Regions from separate parts of the Homo sapiens genome. Here region 1 is linked to region 2. The links are chromatin loops, found by intact Hi-C in ENCODE. Cell type or tissue: B cell. All regions are shown on one strand.

Evidence for each region. Peaks named below come from ENCODE experiments on the same cell type or tissue, not always from the same donor. Only the 100,000 strongest peaks of a DNase experiment are listed, where the experiment ranks them.
Region 1: a loop joins it to region 2, with 12 times the contacts of the local background. A loop is called at or near these places in 2 of 110 quality-filtered maps.

Annotation. Positions count from the first base shown.
Region 1 is chrY:8,533,759-8,537,758 of GRCh38, forward strand. No RefSeq gene overlaps it. Among named protein-coding and RNA genes, the nearest start is that of LINC00279, 100 kb to the right of the region's middle. In B cell, no CTCF peak of the experiment used is centred here; a DNase peak (open chromatin) is centred at 2,213.
Region 2 is chrY:7,722,326-7,726,325 of GRCh38, forward strand. It overlaps the pseudogene RFTN1P1. Among named protein-coding and RNA genes, the nearest start is that of TTTY16, 23 kb to the left of the region's middle. In B cell, no CTCF peak of the experiment used is centred here; DNase peaks (open chromatin) are centred at 406, 1,016 and 2,096.

The sequences.
Region 1 (4,000 bases), 810 kb after region 2:
CTCATTCTGGGGACAGAGATTTTTGGCACTTTGCAGAAGGCTTTTGGCTCCTCTGACAAGAATCATTGAGCGTTGCTTAGACTCAAGCACAAGGCAACTCATTCTCTCAGGTGAGCCTTGATTTCCTTTGCTTTCATTGGGAGTCCACAGTGACCCTCAACAGAACTAACGGACTTGCTTTTCAGGCTTGCCATTGCCACAGATGACCTCTGAGACACTGTTTCAATCTCATCTGCACTCATGAGAGGTCAGTCCATGGTGTGAGAACACTGTTCCATCTCTGACTTGCTTTTTTCAGGGTTTCTGTCTTTCCAAGAGAGCTCCTGTGAGGCCCAGGATGAAGGGAGGCAATGAGGTCTAGAGCCCAGCCATCTTTCACTGACCCCCACCCCTAGGGTGTCAGGTATGATTCTATCACCAAAGGAACCCTCAACAACAAACCAATTATATTCCAATTTTCATGGGACTCCATTCTGCAACACAGTGTCTTTTAGGAATAAAGTCAGAAGAGCAGTTTCTACAGACCACCTCACAGTATTGAAACATCTACTCCAGGGGGACCTGGCCATGGAGATAGCTGAAGGGTCCCTGGTCTTCCAGTGGGTTTTTGCAGGCAGCCTTTTTCCTGATACCAGGCTGGCTCTACCTATATACCATTTTCCTCTGCTTAGGCAAGTTGACAGCTCTGACAGCCAGGCACCCAAGACTGCCTCATGAATGCACATCACTGAGGCTCAGGGCACCTGACCTATTTATGAGCTTTGGCTATCTTCACAATGAATGTCACCATTGCCTTACAACAATTCCTTGCATCTTGGCAGAGGAGACTTCTGTGGGGGTTCATCAGCACTGGATTCTCACCTACCTTTTTTGTGGGATCCATGGGACAGTCCCCATGGACCTGGGGAAGGGCAGAAGTGAGGCAGCCTGAGAAAACACCAAGCAGAGCCCCAGAAATAAACTGCAAAATTCCTAAGGACGCAAAAGGATCTACAAGATTCCTCAGTCCTACCTAGCCATTGTAGGGGTGTGTCTTTTTGAATCTTGCCCCACTGTGGTTTTAGGTAGAGCTTGCCTGTGTTCTCTGGGGTTGCTCTCTCCCAGATGTGGCTTCCTATAGAGCCACGCAGCCTCAGGAGCTGCTGGGCTGTGTGTTTCTGTGGGAGTGTTGTGGGTGTTGTATGTCTGCGTGTGTGTGTGTTACATTGTGTGTTTCTGTGTGTGTATGCCTGTAAGTGGAGTCTGCTCAAAGGAGTGTAGCTAACACACTTCTGTGCTTCTTCTCTCTTTTTTTTTTAATCTCCTAAACTTTTGCTGGCCTGTGTGGCTGTGCTTGGACTGTGGGGCTCCATATTTTTGTTTGTTTGTTTGTTTGTTTTGTTTTGTTTTGTTTTGTTTTCCTGTGGAGCATGAATCCGCAGTGAATTGGGAATGGGGCTGAGACCCTCCATCATCCAAATCACCTCTCCCTGCAAAAAAAAAAAAAAAAAAAAAAAAAAAAGAAAACTGTCTTCTAGAAAGAAGAGTAGCATACTACACCAAAAAACAAACATCTTCCAGTGTTTCATTGTCTTGTGGCCAACCCAGGGAGAGACACTAGCAGTCCTGTCTTCAGGGCTCCTTGAATTTACCTCAAATTCTGTTCCCAGTTGACTAGGTGCTTCACATCATGAAGGGGCACTTCTCCATTGTCTTGGGATTTCATCCTGGGACATAGAGAGTGAGCAGCAATAAGGTCAGGTAGGGTTGAGGATACAATCTGGTAAGGGGTGTATGCAGTCCCATAACTTCACCTGCAAAAGACATACAGACAGAATGACACAGAAACTGCTTCTAACTCTGTCCCACATTCCCTTAATTTCACAAGCAGTCCACACCATGGCCCAGTTTTCAGGTGGTAAGGAAGACCACCAAATTATTGTCTCATAACTCAGAAAAATAAATAGAAAGCAAAAGTGAAAGAAAGGCAGACATGAGACCAATAGTCAGATAGCCTGAGGCAGCACCCTAGGCCTGGTAGTTAAAAATCAATCACTGACCTAACCACTTGTATTGTCTAATAGATTTCAGACATTGTGTGAGGATGCATTGTGAAACTTTCTGTTCTGTTCTCTTCTGTCCTGATTACCGATGCATGCACCCTCAGCCGTGTACCCCTTGCTTGCTTCAATGATCACAACCCTTTCACATGGACTCCGTAGAGTTGTAAGCCTTTAAAAGGGGAAGTAATCTCTCTACTGGGGAGTTAGGTTTTTGAGAGGCAAGTCGGCCGACACTTCGTACCAAATAAACCAACTTCCTTCTTTAACCTGGTGTCTGAAGGGTTTTATCTGTGGTTTGTCCTGCTACATTTCTTGGTTCCCTGAGCAGAAAGTGAGGTGGTTAACAGAAGATTGAGGCAGCCCCTTAGGCAGCTTATGCCTTACCTATGGAGTATCCCTGAGGGAGACTCCATGCAGCTTGAGTGACATGAATCCTGAGAGTGCTTCCAGTTAGGGAATTGCTCCAGTGGAATGCCTCACCAGAGCAGTGTACGGCAGGCCCCTGTGGAGGATTGATGCAGTGGCTGAATGATGGGAAGGAACTGGCACTTGGAGTCTGGATATCTGGAACATGGTAGGACCAGTCTTGGAAACTTGCCCACCCTGTTTGAGTAGAATCATGACCTGAATACCCACGGCATGCCTTTATCAGCACTTTGGTTTTGGTTTTGATTTTGGCTTGGCTTGAATTACTTGATTTAGTGTGAATCAGATGAGTGAGTGACCTTTACCCTTTCCCTCTTGCAGTGTGAGTGTTGTATTGTCTCAGGAGAAAAATGGTCAGACACAAAATAAGCCCATACTTCTAGGAACTGTGTTGAACAATTTCAAGAAGGGATTTAAAAGAGACTATGGAGTTACTATGACACTAAGTTTACCAGGTAAACTTAGAACTTTGTGTGAGATAGACTGGTCAGCATTAGAAATGGGTTGGCCATCAGAGTGAAGCCTAGATAGGTCCCTTGTTTCAAAGGTATGCCATAAGATAACCTGTACGTCAGGGCACCCAGACCAGTTTCTATACATAGACACTTGGTTACAACTGGTTTTAGAACTGCCACAATGGTTACAAGGACAGGCAGCAGCAGCAATGTTAGTGGCGAAGGGACAGATAACCAAGGAAGGATCCTGCTCCACCCACCTTGGGAAGATGGTTCCTAAAGTTCTGTCCGACCCAATATCAGAAGACTTATGGCAGGAAGTGGCACTGGCGATGCCTCCCCTTACTGAGAAGAGAGACTCTCGACTCCTGAACCCACAGCACTTGTGCCTCTGCAGGACACACACAACCCTAGGCTACCCAGAGTAGAAAAGAGAGTATATGAAGCTGTAGGAGAAACCCCACCCTTGGCAGCTCATTTATGACCTAAGACTGTAATACAAATGCCCCTGAGGGAAGAGCAGCATACTGGGGTAGACAAGGACAGGCATATGGTGAAAAGTTGTTCCTGTGTGTGGCAATACTTTACCTCAGCTGATCTCCTAAATTGGAGAAAAAAAAAATCTTATACTGAAAAGCCTCAAGCTTTAATCGATTTGCTCCAAACTATTATCCAGACCCACAACCCTACTTGGGCTAATTGCCATCAGCTGCTTATGTACCTCTTTAACATAGATGAAAGGTGATGGGTGCTCCAGGCAACCATCAAGTGGCTGGAGCAACATGCTCTGACTGATTACCAAAACCCCCAGGAATATGTGAGGCTCCAGTTACCAGGTACGGACTCTTAGTGGGACACAAATGAAGAGAAAGTTATAGAAAGGCTAAAGCAATATAAGGAAGCCCTCCTAGAAGGGTTAAAGGAGGGAGCTCAGAAGGCCACAAATGTTAACAAAGTCTCTAATGTCATTCAATGAAAAGAATAGAGTCTGGCACAATTTTATGAAAGACTGTGTGAGGTCTGTGATCCTGAAAGCCCTGAAAATCAGTGCATGATTAGCATGGCTTTAGTTAGTCA
Region 2 (4,000 bases):
TGGGATTAATGTGTACAGTTAGGTGGTTGAGAAAAGAACACAGCAGATGGTTCTAGAAATTCATACAAATATGTGTTTTGGAAACAAAAGCAGAATGTATTTGGGTCAGAGTGGTCTTTTAAAAAGTAAAGGTACAGAGACACATAAAAACAAAAATACTGCTCTAATGTCAGAAATATTATATACTCCTGAACTCACTATTTATAAACTGGAATAGTGTTTCCTGGGGCTGAACCCATATTACTTAATCAAGTACATCAAAAATACATCATTGATATGTAAAAATAAATATGTTCCTGTAAATGAGAGTTCCTGCCTGGAGTGGCAGGTCAGCCCAAACAGCCAAGAAGGCACTGGGGGTGAGGTGCTGAGCTTTCAGTTCCTTCATTTATAGCTCAGTTCTTAAGCAATCAATAATCACCACCACCCATCAGCTGAGCCAAGCCTGCCTATGTGCAGCTGGGCATGGGTTAGCAGTAGCAGCCTCCAGAAGCAAATATCTGGAATTTCAATCTAAGTCTGAAAGTCTATTTTTATGCTCCTCATTTAGTCAAGCAATCAGTTGACCCAGCTTAAAAAGTCTTGCTTACACAGGCTTGTCAGGAATATGCTTTGGTTTCCAAAAATATCTTTTTAAATCATAAGAAAATCCCCACCTTGTGTGAAACAAGAATTTAAAGGTCATAAACAATGGTTGACATTAGCAAGAAGGACAAAGCAAATTCATGCTCCCTGCATAAGCACTCTTTGATGCTGTTTCCCAAATTTCAGTACCTCACAATGTTTTGTGGTATCCAAGTACTAGTTGACTTTTTCCTTTATTTAAATAAATATATTATTTTTTTTTTTAAAAAAAGAAACTTTCTTTCATGAGTATGAAGGCAATCCACTACCACTTGCCAAAAACAAGGGGTGATGATGAAGTACATTAACACCAAATATGTTCATCTGTCTAACACCTAAAATTATCTCACATAGGTCACAAAGTCTTCTCTCAGCCCCATCTGAGTGAGCACCAGCAGAGATCACTAGGTAGCAGCGCTGGGCCATGTTACTTCGTCATCAGCAACACCTGAATGAGCAGAAGCCATTTCAGGCTTTCCATCCAACAGAACAATTATGAAAGGAAGGTGCCTATCTTTGGAAGTGGCCACTTGGATTTTAAACACCAACTCTAGCCTGTTCATTATCCCCATCCAAAGCTGCTTTTCTCAGCCCTCCTCCTTACTCAGAAGCCATCTCCAGCTAGGAGATACTTTCATACCAGAAATTAGGTCTTGGTGTATAGAGCTCGCAATCACTAGACTAGTTCATGACTGGAAAATACAAACTTTAGAAATGGAGCAACATGTAATGGAGTGAATCCAGCCATAAATTGGGGCTGGGGTGGGCAGGAGGTAAACTAGACAGTTGGGTGTTTTCCAGTCCTGGCGGCCAGGGGTTCAAATAAAGCTGCAGCTACCGAGGGCAAGAGGATAAACAAGGTTTTAGTTAGTTCTTGGGTTTATTTGGTTTCCTTTATAAGCAGACCCTGCAAGCTTTCCTGTAGAAGTAGTTTATTTGGGAAGTGATCCCAGGAAACAGAGGGAAGGAGTAGGAATGGAAAACACGGAGGAGATGGAGATGATGCCAGTGAATAAGTGCATTGAAGAGCATATTACCAATGGGGCAAGTAGGGCTCAGTCCCACCAGGGACCCACAGACACTGTGTAAAACACACCCAGATTCTTACACCAAGAGCAAGGATTGTGGGACATTTTTCCTCATGAATTGAAAGTTACTCCTGAGTCATTCATTTCCCAGGGCCCACTCCCTAGAATATCTGCAGGCAGAGAGGCTAAGGAAGCTGTGGGCTTAGCCAGAGCTAACCACAGGTGACCCCAACATAGGCTACAGCACCACTCACTACAGCCTGCTACAGTCAAGCACAAATATAAATGAATTAGAGAGAAAAAGGAAATCACAACCTCTGCATAGAAGTAGGTGGGGAATTTGGAAGTGGCCAAAGTCCAAAACTACATGGTAACACTTGATCACACAGAGGGAACTCCCACTCAATGGCAAGACAAAAACACAACTTTCCCGAATGCATAATGAACCAGAAAAAGGGGAAGGCCAAAGGAGAAGTGAGAGTGCTGGTGGTGTAATAGAGGAAGACAGAAACCCTCAGAAAAGGCAGATGGTGTGGACAGCTTTCCTGGCTTGATCCTCCTCAGGGGGCTAGACTGATGCCAGAGACAGAAATAAATTTCTCAGGAAGGAAAAGGAGAGAGCATTGGAAAAAAGAGCCTCCAAAGAATCAGCAGCAATGAAATATTGGGAGAAATCTGATTGCAGATGCGTAACCCTTGTACACTCACTCCTCTGTCCCATCATCTTCTTGGCTCTGGTCCTTTCTTTCTTCACATGAAAATCAGTCAAGAGAAACTGTACAAAAGTGATACCCTTTGATGTTTTAATATTCTGATTCTCCAATATTGATTCTCCAATACACATCCTCACATGAGCAAGCACCAAAGATTGCAAAAAGAGCCCCATGTTTATTTAAATTTTCTCAGCTGCTCTGTGACTCTCAGCTGGAAGATTTTTCTAGACATGGGACAGTAAGTCCCAAAGGGGTACGGAAGGCATTGGTTCTGATCATGTTCTGGGAATTGCTGAAGGACTGCACTGGCAGAGCACCCATTGGGACTCTCTTCTCATCTCTCCCTTTTCCCCACCTTGTCTCATTTAGATCCCTCCTATTGCACATGTGTTTGTTGTATTGACCTAAGCCAACCAGAGGAGAATGTGAGGGCAGGCTAAGGGGGTGTGGGGCCCAAGGGTGGGGGTAGTTGAATCCTGCCAGCCTGGGAAACTGGTCCATTCAGGCTTTGCCAGGCTACTAGGGAGTGGGGAGGAAAGAGGCAGGTGTCCAGCCTTGAGGTCTATGCCTGGGTCTGGGGACTCAGACACAGGATGGAAGGCTGCAGTTTGCCTGCAGGTGGGGCCCCAGAGAGCCCAGGTCTTGAGGGTAAGCAGGTGACTGGCTGGGCCTCTGGACCTCTGGTCAGGTGAGAAGAAAGAGTTTAGAGGCTGGCTGAAAATCTGGGGCTCCAAGGGCTAGATGTGGGAGGAGGAGGCAGCTGGCTATTACCTGCACTGGAAAGAACAAGTGGGCATCACACTTGGTGGGGACTGCAGGCTGCTGAGGTCATGGGCAGAAGGGACTAAGCAGAAATGTTTGTATTGGGAAGGCAGGCAGTGGGCACCATGGTGGCAAGGCAGGGCAAGAGGGCAGAAGGGCCGTAGGCTATTCCAGATGCCTAAATCTGGGCAAGGCTGCTCAAGCTTCAGTCAGGATTGGGTACTAATAGCAGGGCACCTCTGGGCCAGCACGAGGCCTGCTTGCCAGGGCAGCAGGGAAAGGCAAAGTGCAGGGACTGCTGCATGAACAACAATCCAAGGGAATCCACTTGTAAGGATGACAACAACCACAGGCATGTGTCCCTTATTTACAAGGGCCTTTCACCTTCACCATCGCATGTGACTCTCCCAACCTTGATGGGAGGGGGCGGCACTGATTATGTGCCCAGAAGCATTAATTGGATCCCCCAGAAATCACAAGCCTATATGTGGCACAACCAAGGGCCTTTCACACCCCAAACTCTGGGCTCTTTCCCAAATATAACAAGAGGCTAATTCATCAGGACACAGAAGGCAGGGGCCAATGACTATGCATGGGAACTCAATAGCTGTTTGTTAATGAACTGAGTAAAAGATGAGAAAGATGGCTGCAGTGTCAGATCTGGGAGGGGGCCATATCATGGGGTCCAACTGTCCCGAGAGTGTAGGGAGGGAAGGAGCCCTACCCCTACATCAGGAAAGCCCTACCCCTGGGTTTTGGCCATTCACAATAAGCTGGCAGCCAGGGAGTGCTACTGAATAAAATCGTCTCAGCCAGAAACATGATTGGCATCATATGCTCAGGTTTCAGGCTGACATTTCTAAGCCTTTTAAG